Linked DNA regions of Homo sapiens: region 1 is linked to region 2. Evidence: chromatin loops called from intact Hi-C (ENCODE). Cell type or tissue: PC-9. All regions are shown on one strand.

Evidence for each region. Peaks named below come from ENCODE experiments on the same cell type or tissue, not always from the same donor. Only the 100,000 strongest peaks of a DNase experiment are listed, where the experiment ranks them.
Region 1: a loop joins it to region 2, with 8 times the contacts of the local background. A loop is called at or near these places in 5 of 110 quality-filtered maps.

What each region holds. Positions count from the first base shown.
Region 1 is chr1:200,331,844-200,339,843 of GRCh38, forward strand. No RefSeq gene overlaps it. Among named protein-coding and RNA genes, the nearest start is that of LINC00862, 38 kb to the right of the region's middle. In PC-9, no CTCF peak of the experiment used is centred here; DNase peaks (open chromatin) are centred at 3,058, 4,778 and 5,468; H3K4me3 peaks cover 428 bases; H3K27ac peaks cover 3,428 bases.
Region 2 is chr1:200,480,013-200,488,012 of GRCh38, forward strand. LOC124900414 (a long non-coding RNA gene) reads right to left here and starts at 3,494. Exons shown (of 3, transcript XR_007066784.1): 1 at 3,090-3,494. LOC124904480 (a long non-coding RNA gene) reads left to right here. Exons shown (of 2, transcript XR_007066783.1): 2 at 1-2,034. In PC-9, no CTCF peak of the experiment used is centred here; a DNase peak (open chromatin) is centred at 3,629; H3K27ac peaks cover 1,157 bases.

The DNA of each region.
Region 1 (8,000 bases), 150 kb before region 2:
TAGACTGCTATAGGTAGAAGGGTCATCTCTTACGGAGGCACAATGATGCCTTCTCAAATAGGAAAAGGGGTAACTACTTGTGGAAAGACAGTAGGGTAAGATAGCAGAATCCTGATCCTGAAGATTTATGGTTAAGGATGATGGGGAAAGATAGTTTCTAGTAATATAATCCTCCTAGCACATCAGTGCAGTCATACTGGCTGTGTAAACATTAAAATACTTCTGGGCCGGACGCGGTGGCTCACGCCTGTAATCCCAGCACTTTGGGAGGCCAAGGCAGGCGGTTCACCTGAGGCCAAGAGTTCAAGACCAGCCTGGCCAACATGGTGATACCTCATCTCTACTGAAAATACAAAAAGTTAGCCAGGCATGGTGGTGGGCAACTGTAATCCCAGCTACTTGGGAGGCTGAGGCATGAGAATCGCTTGAACCCAGGAGGCGGAGGTTGCAGTGAGCCGAGATTGTGCCATTGCACCCTAGCCTGGGCAACAAGCACAAAACTTCATCTTAAAAATAAATTAAATAAATAAATAGAAAATAAAATACTTCTATATCGGTTGGTAAATAGTCGATACCCTAACATGCCCTCCCATGGTCATTGCCTCCTTAACCTCAATCCCAGGACCAGGAGACTTCATGTTCCAGCAACGACAGCATTGAGCCTGATGGTGGGGAGTTGTGGTGGTGGGGTGGTGGGGTGGGGGATGGAATTCAGAACCTGCTGCATTATACCATGGCCCATGTCCTGTGCGCAGACTGGTTGATGCCTGCACCATATTGATTGTTCAATATTTGGGATCTAAGTCCTAGGTGAGAGCAGACCTCTTGTGGAGAAAAATTCCTAAACTATTTCCCAAAACCTGTAAAGTGTTAGGAAGGCTGGGCCACCAAAGAGTAGTTGATGGATGAGGAGCTACATATTCATGAATGGGCCACAGACCCTTGTGATGTGTGATTTATGTATGAAATATGTATTTGGTTCTTGTCCCAGTTTCCTGGCACACAGCTCCTAAAACTCTTGGAATCTCCAAAGGGATAAGTATTTTTGTATGCTAATGAGATGACTGATGGTTGGGGGCTCTGGTAGCCTCCCAAAGGGGGCTGGTTGCCAAGGGAACCAACCATGTGATTGGATGGTTGGAACTTCTATCTCCACCCCACCTTCACCTCCAGGGAGGGGGAGAGAGAGGGCTGATGGCTGAGTTATTCACTAATGGCCAATGATGTAATCAATTGTGTCTTTGTAGTGAAGCCTCTGTAAAAACTCAAAGGACAGGGCTAGGAGAGCTTCTGGGGTCCTGGATGTGTGGAGGTGTCTGGAGGGTGGTGCACCTGGTAGCACATGGAAGGAAACTCTGTGCTCCTCCCCACCTGCCTTGCCCTATGCATCTCCTCATCTGGCTGCTCATCTGCATCCTTTATTAATACAACAAACCAGTAAATGTGAGTAACTGTTTCCCTGAGTTGTGAGCCATCCTAGCTAATTAATGGAACCTGAGAAAGGGGTCCTGGTAACTTGATTTATAGCCGGTAGATTGGAAGCATAGGTGGGCCAGGCACAATGGCTCATACCTGTAATCCCAGCACTTTGGGAGGCCAAGGTGGGTGCTGAGTTCCGGGAGTTTGTGACCAGCCTGGGCAATGTAGCAAGACCCCCATCTATATAAAAAATAAAACATTAGCCAGGCATGGTGGCACGTACCTGTGGTCCTAGTTACTCAGGAGGCTGAGGTGGGAAGATCGCTTGAGCCCAGGAGATCGAGGCTGCAGTGAGCCAACGCTGCACTCATCCTGGGCAACAGAGTAAGACCCTGTCTCAAAAACACAAAAACAAACAAACGAACCCAGAAGTACAGGTGACAACATGCTATGGACTTGCAATTGGCATCTGAAATAGGAGCAGTCTGTGGGACTGAGCCCTTAACCTGCAGGATCTGACTCTAACTCCAGAATTAAATTGAATCATAGGACAGCCCATTGGTGTCCGCTGGAGAATTGCTTGGTTTGCAGGGGAAAAAAACCCACACATTTTGTTGACTGGGGAGCTCTGTGCTGTGGGGAGTGTGAGTAGGAAAACACTTCGGTTTTCACTAGCTCTTATACCCTTCTGTGGAGCTCACTGTCTGTGGCAGTCAGACTTCGCATTATTGTTCATTTTTAGCTGGGACTAGGATCCTCACCAGCCAATTTCATGCTGGGAAATTATCAGCATTATCTGTCATCATTCTATTTATCTTTTACCCTGCCCTAGGAAACCATGATATTTAAGCAAAAGTAAACATAAAAAAGGAAGATGAGCAGCTAACTCGGATTTGCCACTGGATTATTCTACATTTAACCAAATCACAAAAGAGATTAGAGAGCTTCCGTCTGACCCAGAAAAAGTACAAAACCAAAGTGGAGAGTGACAGTATCATCTATTTATAACCATCATCTTTAGAGATACTGAATTTTGTGAAAGGCCAAATGTTTTAGGAAAAAGCCAAGGATGGCAAGAAGCAAATGAATATAAGTGGCTTCCGCCTGCTTTGCCTGTTCATTTAGCCAAGTATTCTGAATGAATTTTGACCTCAAGGAAACATCTTAGGCTTATAATATTCAGTCCAGAAATATAAACATTCTTTAACCCAAGTCTCATAATTGATATTTTGTGGTGCATTTTTATTTTTAGAAAGGCTTTTAAAGGATAAGAGAAGCCAGGTATGGTGGCTCATGCCTATAGTCCCAACACTTTGGGAGGTCGAGATGGGAGAAGCGCTTGAGTCCAGAGGTTCGAGATCAGCCTGGGCAACAAAGTGAGACATTGTCTCTACAAAAAAATAAAAAATAAAAATTAGGCATGGTGTTGTGTGCCTATACTCCCAGCTACTCAGGAGGCTGAGGTGAGATGATTGCTTGAGCCCAGAGGTTGAGGATGCAGTGAGCTGTGATTGTGCTACTGCACTCCAGCCTGGGCAATGGAGTAAGACCACATCTCAAAAAAAAAAAAAAAAGATAAGAGAAAAACAGGTCAGTGGTGACTCACTAAGGTAAGCAGTATAGCCATGTGACTCACCATTTCCACTTCTAGATCTATACTCAAAAGAATTAAAAACAGGTCTTCAAATAAAAACGTATACATGAAACATTCATGGTAACACTATTCATAATTGCCAAAAGGTGGAAACAACTCAAATGTCCATCAACTGATGATGGGATAAACTAAAGGTAATATCCCCACAAAATGGAATATTATTCAGCCATAAAAAGGAATGAAATGCTGATATGTGCTACAATGTGGATGAACTGTGAAAACAGTATACTAAGTGAAAGAAGCCAGTCACAAAAGGCCACATATTGTTCAATTCCATTTGTTTGAAACTTCCAGAATAGGCGAATCCATGTAGAGAGCAAAGCTGGAGGGAGGAGAAAAACAGGGAGGACTGCTCAATAGGTGTGGGGTTTCCGTTTGGGGTGATAAAACTACTCTGTAATTAGATTGTGGTGATGATTGCACAGCATTGTGAATGTAGTAAATGCCACTGAATTGTACACTTTAACATGGTAAAATTGGTACATTTTATGTTTTATGTTGTACCACAATAAAAAAAAAAAAAAAATTGGCCAGGCGCGGCGCTCACACCTGTAATCCCAACATTTTGGGAGGCCGAGACAGGCAGATCATGAGGTCAGGAGTTCAAGACCAGCCTGACCAACATGGTGAAACTCCCTCTCTACTAAAAATATAAAATTATCTGGGCGTGGTGGCGCGCACCTGTAGTTCCAACTACTCAGGAGGCTGAGGCAGGAGAATCGCTTGAATCTGTGGGGTGGAGGTTGCAGCAAGCCGAGATTGCACCACTCTACTCCAGCCTGGGTGACAGAGCGAGACTCCGTCGCAAAAAAAAAAAAAAAAAGAAAAGAAAGAAAAAGAAAAGAAAAAAAAGAAAGAAAAGAAAAAAATTTAATTTTTATTTATTTTTATTTTATTTTGAAGCAGGGTCTCACTCTGTCGCCCAGGCTGGAGTGCAGTGGTGTGATCTTGGCTCACTGCAACCTCCACCTCCTGGGTTCAAGTGATTCTCCTGTCTCAGCCTCCTGAGTAGCTGGGACTACAGGCACCCACCACTATGCCCGGCTAACTTTTTTGTATTTTTAGGAGAGATGAGGTTTCACCATGTTGATCCGGCTGGTCTCGAACTTCTGACCTCAGGTGATCCACTTGCCTCGGCCTCCCCAAGTGCTGGGATTACAGGCATGAGCCACCGCTTCCGGCCTGCCTTTGCTTTTAAATGCAAGCTTATAACGAAGTACGAGCCAAAAATGCTTCATTTAAAATCATTTGACAGCCACAGATTATTACTTTAAACCTGCTGGAGTGACCAGTTCTCAGGACTGGAAGTTGTAGAAATGACCAAGTAAGGAGGATGGTTTTGTGTACATGTAGCTCATCACTGAAATCAACACAGAGTTTCCCTATGTTTAATGTCAGGTCACCTACACATGTGCATGTGGTAAATATATACATCATTATATTGAGCACTACCAGGAACAGAAACATCTAATTTCTTTTTGGTGGAAAATACAGAAAATTCTTTCACAAAAACAGAGAAAAGAAAAAGAAAAAACATACAATTTTGGGTTTCCTATGAATTTCTGAGTAGAAAAACAACATCTAAGGTTACTATTTTAAAATCAAATTAGATAACTTTTTATGACAGGAAACTATCCGAACAATGACACCTTACTTCCTGTAAACTATGAGTAAATTCCACACATTCCCATGTTTACATAACCACAGCCCAGGGCTACAATTCCCACATCTTAGTCACATAAATATGTGTTTCGTTTATCATTAGAAAATAAACATGCTTTATATTCTGAGGTCTAACTTAATGGTTTGAACAATATGTAAAAGACTAAACAAACTAAAATATGTGAAACATTAACACTTGAGAAAGGTTTACATGGTCCCAGTTTACTTCCACTTTTACTGAGACATCACTGCTGAATAATTGAAAGGCTCTCAAAAAACTCCAATCTAATTTTGTGTTATTAATCTGAACATCTTTCCTAACAAAGTTCTTTCATCACTGGAAATATGGCAACCCTTTTCCCTTCCTAGCCTAGAAGCAGCAATGAATTGACACAAGACACAGACTGCTCTGAAATCACAAACGTGTTTGGGATTTCTTAAGCTAAAAGGAAAAGGGAAAGGGAAAGGCTTAAAGCAGCATTGCCCAAAAGGAGTTCCCTGGAACACCCAGAACACCAGTCCCCTGAGATAGCCATTGACACATGGCCGAGGTCTGATAATTGCCATCCATAGTTTGTCCCTCTTGGAGGGTCACAGAAGTTCACACAGTTAAGATCCTGCTTACCCTTGTTTAACTCTACATCCCCATACTTATTTGACCCCTCCTTTTTTCTAGTAACATGATTAACATTCCACAGGCACCTCGGGCATTGCTGGTTGGGTCAGTTCTGTTAAATTTATGACCTGGTATTTTGGACAATCATTGAGTCGATCCTGAGAACCAACCTGGTTTGTCAGATGTCAAGATGTTTTGATGTTTTGTCAAGATGTTTGATCTTGCAAAGTCATGATAACCCCACACCAGCAGAAAGAACAAGTGTCAGTCTTTTTTGTCCCTCATCCAGTTTCTTTCCGGCCTGTTAGCACTTCCAAGTCCCTTTGGTAGTAAATGTTCTTTCTGAGATGCAGGGTGTCTGGTCTGACAGTGACTACCAATTTCCTCTTTGGTATCTACCTGAGGGAGTTGCCAAAACTGCCATTACAAAAAAAGGAAGGCACCCCTATTTTCCACCCACACTGCTTTCCTGTCATAGAATATGCAGATATGCCTGATCCGTCACCATACTTAAGAGCTCCATCTCTGGAGTCACACTGCCTGGGTTCAAATTCCAGGCTTCACTGCTTCACAGATGTTACACTGGGCAAATTGCTTTGCCCCTCTGAGCCACAGTTTTTTCATCTGTAACACAGGAGAACAATAAAAGTACCCACCTTTTAAAGAAAAGATTAAAAATGACAATGCTTGTGCTGGGCACCTAACAAATATTTACAGCTATTATTTCTCATTCCTCTGACCCCCTTCATAGCTAATGTAGTTTTAACAGCTAGGACAGAGGACAGAGGAAATGGAAACCATAGGGGAAGAGGAAGAAGGGTGTCTGCGGATGTTTTAGCTATATTTACACTGTGAGATGCAGAAGACAGAGAGACAAAAGCAGAGATCAGAGCTTCAAGGCCCAGAAAAGTAACAGGTGAGTCCCAGACTGAAAAAGAAAAACCTGATCTAAAAGAACAGGCCTCCATTTATGAGACCCTGCCTAGCGCTTCGATATTCATCATGCCAAAAGCTTGGGTTCAAGCCCCATGGGATGTATGTGGCTTCTTTCTATTCAACAGCCCCCATATGTCACCTTAACAAAGGTACGGAGCTGGTGGGTTAACACAAATTCAGTCACCATCACTGGGGCCACATTCCCCCGATTCCCTGACACACCTCCCCAACTATGGGAGGGCAAACAGAGCTGAGTCCCTTGATCTATTTGGTAGAAGAAGTGGATGCTCAATAAATATTTGTTGAATAAATAAGTGTCTGAATGAAAGACAATCAGGTAAGTACATGAATAACTGAGGGTGAATAGCAGAGTGATTATTAGTTTTCAAGCAATTTCTATTTATCTTTTAGGACAAGGATGGGCAAACTTTTTCTGTAAAGAGCCACATAGTGAATATTTTAAGCTTTGTGGTTCCTATGATCTCTGTTGCAATTACCCAACTCTGCACTGTAGTTTGAAAGCAGACATAGACAATATGTCAATGAATGGACACAGTTGTGTTTCATTAAAAGTTTACATACGTACACAGAAATCTGAAGTTTGCATAATTTTCATGTCATAAATTCTTCTTTTTTTTCCCTACCCGTTTAAGAATGTAAAAATCTTTTGGCTCACAAGTCATATAAAAACAGGTGACAGGCAGAGGTGACCCTTGAGCTATAGTTTGCGGGATCCTGTTTTAGAAAATAAGTAAGACTGGACGCGGTGGCTCACGCCTGTAATCCCAGCACTTTGGGAGGCCGAGGGAAGTGGATCATCTGAGGTCAGGAGTTCCAGACCAACCTAACCAACATGGAGAAACCCTCTCTCTACTAAAAATACAAAATTAGACGGGCATGGTGGCGCATGCCTGTAATCCTAGCTACTTGGGAGGCTGAGGCAGGAGAATCGCTTGAACTCAGGAGGCAGATGTTGCAGTGAGCCGAGATCACGCCATTGCACTCCAGCCTGGGCAACAAGAGCGAAACTCCGTCTCAAAAAAAAAAAAAAAAAGAAAATGATAAATAGATGAGGAGGTAGGGAGACAACAAAATATTTATTGAGCATCTACTGTGTGCCAATGACCGTGCTAAGTGCTGCTGAGAATGTAGCAGGGAAGACAAACAGGCCGAGTCCCTTCCCTTAGGAAGCACATGTTTTAAACAGGAGAACCTCATAGCAAACAAGGTAATTGCAGACTGGGTACTTGGTATAGAGGAAACAAACAGGATAATGAAATTGACCAGGGGAGGTCATTTTAGAGAGGCAAGAGGCTCAGTGCTTTCTCACACGTGACCATGTTTAACCCGCTGAACACCCTGTGGGGTATCATCCCCATCTTAGAGATGGGAAAGTGATGTCTGAAACCTCGCAAATGGTCACTAAAGAAGCCAGGCCGCAAACCTAGGGCCGGTCTGCGAGTGCTGTGCTCTGTGGGTGGTTGGAAAGGGGATTAGCTAGATAAGGGGTCAGGAGTCCCAGGTCCAAATCCTCACTCCATGCTTCACTCCTCAAAGCTTCGGTTCCAAAGATGGAAAAAGAAGATAATTGGGATGGTTGTGAACATTATGTAAGAACCTATGGGCCGGGAGTGGTGGCTCACGCCTGTAATCCTAGCACTTTGGGAGGCCAAAGTGGGCAGATTGCCTGAGCTCAGGAGTTTGAGACCAGCC
Region 2 (8,000 bases):
CAGCCCAGGCCATTCTCCCAGCCCAGGAGTATTTCTGGAAATGCTCCCAGCCCAGCATTTCCAGAAAAGGAAAATACAGCCAATGCTGAGAGTCTCAAAGGTCACTCAGTTCAGACCTGCAGAAATGTTTTTGTTTTATTTTTTTACTTGGGATCTTTCAACCAGTCAGCCTGATGCTCTTGTTTGATTTCCATGTTTGTTGTAGTGAAATACTGATAATCAAAAAGTTATTCTACATGATGAGCTGTTCCTCCTACTTCTTTACAGTTTCTCCATTTTCCAAAATTTCTACAATCAAGATGTATTGCTTTTATAATCATAAAAAGTTAAAATGTTAACATATTCTGACAGAAATATAGGAATTATTAAGACTTTTTTCTAGGTGGTGGAATTATGGGTAACTGTTTTTTCTTTGTTCTGTATATTTCCAAATCATCTAAAATCAACATATATTGCATTTAGGTTTGTGTGTGAGGGGTTTTTTCCCCCATTTTTAAATTTGTGTGTGGTTTTTTGTTTGTTTGTTTGTTTGTTTTTTTCTTTTTTTCAGATGGGGGATCTTGCTATGTTGTCCAGGCTGGTCTCGAACTCCTAGGCTCAAGCAACCCTCCCATCTCAGCCTCCCAAGCACCTGGTGAGGTTTTTCTCTAAAAAGGAAAAACATGTGGAAGACAATCAGAGATGATTTTTGAGTAATGCAGAACAACTCCAAAAGAATAAGCAGAATGAATGCTCATAAGGTGAAAGCATTTCAGAAAACCTATTACAAGCAACAATGGAAGAAAATTGATTGAAACTGTGCCTACCTTCCCTAACACTCTCCACCTTCATCTGAGGTTTGTGATCCACAGACTCAAGCCATCATGGACCACGTCTTCATAGTCCCACACTATTGTCTGCATGATTTATACAAATGCAAAGCCTACCATTACTTAAATGGTAAAAGAAATACAGGAAGCAGAGACTGTGCTATATCAAAATGTATCTTTCTCTACTACCACTGTTTTGCTTCGTGCTGTGCAGAACTGCCACTAAGCATTTTCATAGTCGAGAGAGCCAGAGACACAGAAAGAGAGAAATTATGGTCAAATTATGGCACCATACCATTAACGTACGAGAGATTGGTGCCGCTAGTGTATGATTACTGCTTTTAATATGATTTTCGCTTTCTATCTTGTAAAATACTGTGAATTTACTGCTGAGCCTGTGTACTGCTACTCTCCCAAAGAGAAAATTACTTCTTCCAGAGGATCTGCTTGCACAAGCGTAAAATCTTTGCAGCTCTCTGAGCAGCAAGAGAACCACATCAGACTTGATATGCTGATTTGGCTCTTTTGAGTTACCTGTTCCAGAGAATTTTGGGCAAGGATTTTTCCAAGATGTCATTTTCTTTATATGTTATTTTCTTTATATTTGTATCCATTCACATCATCAAGTGTCTTATTGAGTACCTCCTAATTGCAAATGATCTTAGTGGCTGCTGTGAGAGACACATGGATTCTAATACAGGGTGCTTGGTTTAGAGAGACTTGTAAGCACCAACTGATATCGAGGGGGAAAACAAGCAGAGGGAACAGGAAGTGCAAAGGCCCTCAGGAAGAAATGAGCAAGGCCAACAGGGCTGGGAAGATGAAGGTAGAGGAGATGAGAATAAAGAGGTGGGTAGGGGTGCGGTCTTGTAACATTTGAGGAGCTGAATTATATTCTAAATGTGATAAGAAGCCATTTGAAAGCTTTGAGCAAGAGAATAAGGGCATCTGATTTTTTTTTTTATCCCTCTAGCTATGAGAATAGGCTATAGGGGACTAAAAGCAGAAGCGAGTAGGCCAGTTAGTAGGACGCAACTGCAGACATTTAGGCTGGAGAAGACAGTGACTTGGACGAGGGTGGTGGTGTGAAGGTCACTGAGGTGTGTGGAGACTGGAAGGCACAGAGTCAGAGGACTTGTCTTCTAACTCCATGATACTGCTCCAGATGATGAACAGGCACTCAGAAGGAACCCAATAAACATGTCTTCCTGAATGTATGGCTGAATGAAGAGTACCGACCCCCTCACTTATAAGTAGGAGCTAAGTTATGAGTATAAAAAGGCGTAAGAATGAGATAATGGGCTTTGGGGATTCAGGGGGAAAGGGGTGAGGGAGGTGAGGAATAAAAAACAACACACTGGGTACAGCATATACTGCTCAGGTGACAGGTGCAGCAAAATCTCAGAAATCACCACTAAAGAACTGATCCATGGAACAAAAAAATCACCTGTTCCCCAAAAACTATTGAAAATTAAAAAAAAAAATTAAGCAACCGAATAGGAATGCTCCACTGATTGTAGATATTTTCTTTCTTTCTTTCTTTTTTTTTTTTTTTTTTGAGATGGAGTTTCACTCTTGTCGCCCAGATTGGAATGCAGGGGCACGATCTCAGCTCACCACAACCTTCGCCTCCCAGGTTCAAGCGATTCTCCTGCCTCAGCCTCCCGAGTAGCTGGGATTACAGGCATGTGCCACTACGTCTGGCTAATTTTGTATTAGTAGAGATGGGGTTTCTCCATGTTGGTCAGGCTGGTGTCGAACTCCCGACCTCAGGTGATCCGCCCACCTCGGCCTCCCAAAAGTGCTGGGATTACAGGCACGAGCCACCGCGCACGGCCTTTTTTTTTTTTTTTTTTTTTTTTTTTTTTTTTTTTTTTGAGTTGGAGTTTCGATCTTGTTGCCCAGGCTGAAGTGCAATGGCGCGATCTCAGCTAACGGCAGCCTCCGCCTCCTGGGTTCAAGCAATTATCCAGCCTCAGCTTCCCGAGCAGCTAGGATTACAGGCACCTGCCACCACACCCAGCTAAAAAAAATTTTTTTAAGAGACGTGGTCTCGCTATGTTGCCCAGGTTGGTCTCAAACTCCTAGGCTCAAGCGATCCGCCCACCTCAGCCTCCAAAGTGCTGGGATTACAGCCATGAGCCACCGCGCCCAGCCTCTGTTTGTAGATATTTTAATTAGAGAAAAATATAAAATTTCAAGCCCATCAACCAGTTCTGCTCTATAATAATCAAAAACTATCTTTGCAATAAAAAAAGTTATAAAAAAAAAAGTACTTACCCCTAGAATCACTCTCAAATGTAAGATCAGGGAACTCCCTCTAGACTCAAGGGTGCCTGAGAGGCCACGTGGTTTTTAGACTCTCCTGGTTCAGCTTCACCACCTGATGCTCTTCCCTTCCACCTAGAGCTTTTCGCAGCCCACAAAAGATGTGCTCCATGATTCCAAAACAGAAAGGCTTCTGGTTAGGAGAGAACACTAAGGCAGCAAAGTAAGCCCTCAATCAAAATCCCTCATTCACTAGCACTCTTTAGAAGTAGAAATCATTGGGACGCCCAAATGCTTCTGAAAAAGTTCTGTGGTGCATCCAAAGATCATCCCAGTAGTTTGTTTGCCTTAAAAGTATTTGTTAAAACATAAAAACTGTATGTCTACGTAAGTGATTTTCAATCCTAGCTGCATATTAAAAATCCCTGAAGAGCCTTTAGAATAGGCCAGCCTTCAGGCTCCACCCCATTCCAAGTCCATCAGAATCTCTGGCATGAGGTCCTGGCATCGGTAGTATTTAAAAGCTCCCAGGTGATTCTTATGTGCGTCAGGGTGGAGGGGCACTGCTGTATGTGAAGTGAGTCATTTTCCTATCTGCCCTTCACCGCAGGACATGAGTAATCCTGTGAACCAGCCACAGCTGATGACAGTGTTCAGCATTCTACATGGAGCTCAAATCCCCCAACCCCTCCTTTTAAGCGCTTGAAAGAATTGCTCAGAAAACTTATACTACAAATATATTTTAAAATTTAGGGCTTAGGAGTGGACTGCCCCCAGTAGCTCAACGTTTTATTACTCCTGCCTTAGTCACCCATTTCTTCTTTCTCTCTGCCTTGCTCTTTCTCTTCTCCTCCCCCTGCTGTCCCTCCCACTCTCTTCCATCAACCTGCCCTTAGCACTGTAGGCAGGCTGCCCACCTGGAGGCTCCAGGCTGCAGAGATCAGCCCTTAGGAGAAGGTCTGGATAAAAAGTGGAACTTGTGGAAAGGGCATATCATTTATAAAATTTCTTGCTTTACTGCAAAAATGTGTGCTTCACTGCTTTGGAAAACAGTCTGGCAGTTCTTCAAAAGGTAAAACATGGAGCCAGGCATGGTGGCTTACGCCTACGATCCCAGCACTTTGGAAGGCTGAGGCAAGGGATTGCTTGGGAGTTGGGAGTTGCAGTGAGCTATGAGTTTGGGTGCAGTGGGTACAACGTATGCCTGCTCGGGGAACAGGTGCACTAAAACATCAGAAATCATCGCTAAAGAACATACCCACACAACAAAAAAATCACCTGCTCCCCAAAAACAATTGAAAACATAAAATAAAAAATATAGCAACCCAATAGGTATACTCCACTGATTGTTTGTAGATATTTTGTTTTTGTTTTTGTTTTTGTTTTTTTGAGATGGAGTCTCCCTCTGTCATCCAGGCTGGAGTGCAGTGGCATGATCTCGGCTCACTGCAACCTCTGCCTCCCAGGTTCAAGCGATTCTCCTGCCTCAGACTCCAGAATAGTTGGGACTACAGGCACGTGCCAACACGCCCGGCTAATTTTGTATTTTTAATAGAGACAGGGTTTCACCGTATTGGCCAAGCTGGTCTCAAAGTCCTAACCTCAAGTGATCCATCCACCTCTGCCTCCCAGGGCACCCAGCCTCTTTTTTTTGTTTGTTTGTTTTTTTAGAAACGTGGTCTGTCTATGTTGCCCAGGGTAGGTCTCCAAGTCCTGGGCTGAAGCAATCTGCCCACCTCCACCTCCCAAAGTGCTGGAATTAGGGAGGGAGTTTGAGGTTGCAGTGAGCTATGATTACATACTGCACTCCAACCTGGGTGACAAAGCAAGGCTCTGTCTCAAACAAAAATAAAGAAAAGAAAAGGTGAAACATGGAGGTATCATATGGTCCAGCAACTCTACTCCTTGATATATACCCAAGCTAAATAAAAACATATATCCACACAGAAATGTATACACCAATGTGCATAGCAGCATTATTCATAATATTCAAAAAGTGAAAACAATTCAAATGCTCATCAACTGATAACTGGATAAACAAAATGTGGTATATCCACACACTGGAATATTATTCATTGATAAAAAGCAACGAAGTACTGATACATGCTACAACTTGGATGAAACTTATAAAAATTATGCTAAGTGGGCCAGGCACAGTGGCTCACGCCTGTAATCCCAGCACTTTGGGAGGCCAAAGCAGGTAGATCACCAGGTCAGGAATTCAAGACCAGACTGGCCAACATAGTGAAACCCTGTCTCTATTAAAAATACAAAAAATTAGCTGAATGTGGTGGTGGGAACCTGTAATCCCAGCTACTCGGGAGGCTGAGGCAGGAGAATCACTCGAACCCAGGAGTGGGAGGTTGCAGTGAGCTGAGATCGCACCACTGCACTCCAGCCCGGGCAACAGTGTGAGACTCCATCTAAAAAACAAAAAAAAATTATGCTAAGTGAAAGAAGTCAGTCATAAAAGTTGACATATTGCTGAGCGTATGGTGTGCACCTGCAGTCCCAGCAACTTGGGAGGTGGAGGTGAGAGGTTCACTTGAGCCCTGGAGTTCCAGGTTGCAGTGCACTATGATTGTACCACTGCACTCCAGTCGGGGTGGCCAAGAAAGACCTTGCCTCAAAAAAAAAAAAAAAAAAGAAGTTGACAAATTCTATAATTCTACTTCTATAAAATGTCCAGAATAGGTAAATCTATAGAGACAGAAAGGAAATTAGTGATGGCCAGAGGCTGAGGGTAGAGAAGAATGGGGAGTGATTACTAATGGGTACAGTTCATTTGGGGTGATAAAAATGTTCTAAAATTGATTGGAGTGATGGTTGTACAACTAAAATACACCAAATACCATCAAACTGTACATTTTTAAGTGGACAGATTATATGGTAAGTGCGTTATATCTTACTAAAGCTGTTAAAAATAAAATATGTATTTCAACAGCAGAAAACTGTGAATGCTGAAATGATCGTATTTTTAAAAAATCATCCAGTCTCTAAAAGAGTGTGTTGACTGGACGATTATAGTCATAGCAGTAGGCATTATAACACAAAGAGATATGATCAATCACCTCTAGAAATATTTTCCTTAATTATAGAAAGTACAACAACCTTCGCATGCATTGTTTGAGCATTTTATAAATTCTTTTTCATCTTCGCACTTTAATAATGACTCTTCCTTTTCAATAACAAAGAGTTTTCTTTACTTGTCTCACTAATTTTCACAGCCTCCACTTCCAGGCACTCATGGAACCTTAACCCTTCTTACAAAGGAGATCAAGGGGTTCAGTGTTTTAAAGACCCTGCTCTGAGGCACAGGGCCAACTCCAGTCCCAAGTGACATCCTTACCCCAAATCTACCCACGTCCATTCACTTAGCCCCACACTAGGGCTACAAGGGATTCTGTGGGTCCCCCACTCAGTTCCACATTAAACTCCCAGCTTTGCAGGATTTCTCCCTTTAAATGTCTCCCCACTAACTTCCCCCTACGCTCCGTGCCTCTTCCAGGCCAGCTCCCCAGAGTTTTCCCAAATTGTTCCAGAAGCTCCATGATCCACTTCAGTCACCTCTCCTCAGAATACTCCTGGAGCTGAGAGTTTTGGAATCGCCCTCAGTTTCTTCACAGATTTCTCCTTTGCTGGACCCTCCACCGGCCCTCCCCACAGCCCATCTGAGAGGTTTTGAGCAACCTGTTCCTCTTCTAAGCACCTCACATAGATGACCTCAGTGACACTTCCCCACAGCCCTTTGAGGCACTTTATCTCATCATCATCTCTGTTTTATGAAGTGAAAACTGAGGGCACCTGGAGATGAAGTCATTTCCCAAGGTCACACATCTAGGAAAGATGGAGTCAGGACTTAGCCCTGATCGGTTTGGCTCAGAGCACACATTTTAACCCCACACCTCCTGTCATGAAATGCCCTGTGTGTTGAGAGTCTACTGGGTACCGGGTACTGTTCCAAGTTCTTTACATGTATTTACTCACAACACTCCTCTCAGATGCTTCCATCAGAAAATAGCAAAGTTTAAACGATGGACATCCTCATAAAGCCAAGCCGATTGTGCTTGGTCAGGAAGACCTGGAAATACTCACTTATTCAAAAAATATTTAATAGGCACTATGTTCCAGGCATTGCTCTAGGAAATGGGAAAACATCAATCAGTAAGATGAACAAAAATCTTTGCCTTCATAGAACTTACCTCCGTATGAGGTGAGACAGACAATAAATATAGAAAATAAGTGGCCGGGCATGGCGGCTCACCCCTGTAATCCCAGCACTTTGGGAGGCCGAGGCAGGCGGATCACGAGGTCAGGAGATCGAGACCATCCTGGCTAACACAGTGAAACCCCATTTCTACTAAAAATACAAAAAATCAGCCGGGCCTGATGGTAGGCACCTGTAGTCCCAGCTACTCAGGAGCCTGAGGCAGGAGAATGGCATGAACCTGGGAGGTGGAGCTTGCAGTGAGCCGAGGTCACGCCACGGCACTCCAGCCTGGGCGACAGAGCGACACTCCCTCTCAAAAAAAAAAAAAAAAAAAGGAAAAAAAGAGAAAATAAGTAGCCCGGGCAACACGGCAAAACCCCATCTCTACTAAAAATAGGAAAAATTAGCCAGGTGTGGTGGCATGAGCCTATAGCCCCAGCTACTCAGAAGGCTGAGGTGGGAGGATCACTTGAGCTCAAGAGGCACAGGCTGCAATAAGCCGTGATTGTGCCACTGCACTCCAGCCTGGGTGACTATACCTTGTCTCAAGAAGAGACAGAGAGAGAGAGAGACGGGGGGGGGGGGGGGGGGGGGGGGGGGAGGGAGAGAGAGAGAGAGAGGGAGAGAGAGAGAGAGAGAGAACAAAAAACAAAACAAAACAAAAAACAAGTTATACAGCATGTTAGATACAAGGTCTTAAGTGCTGCCTAAAA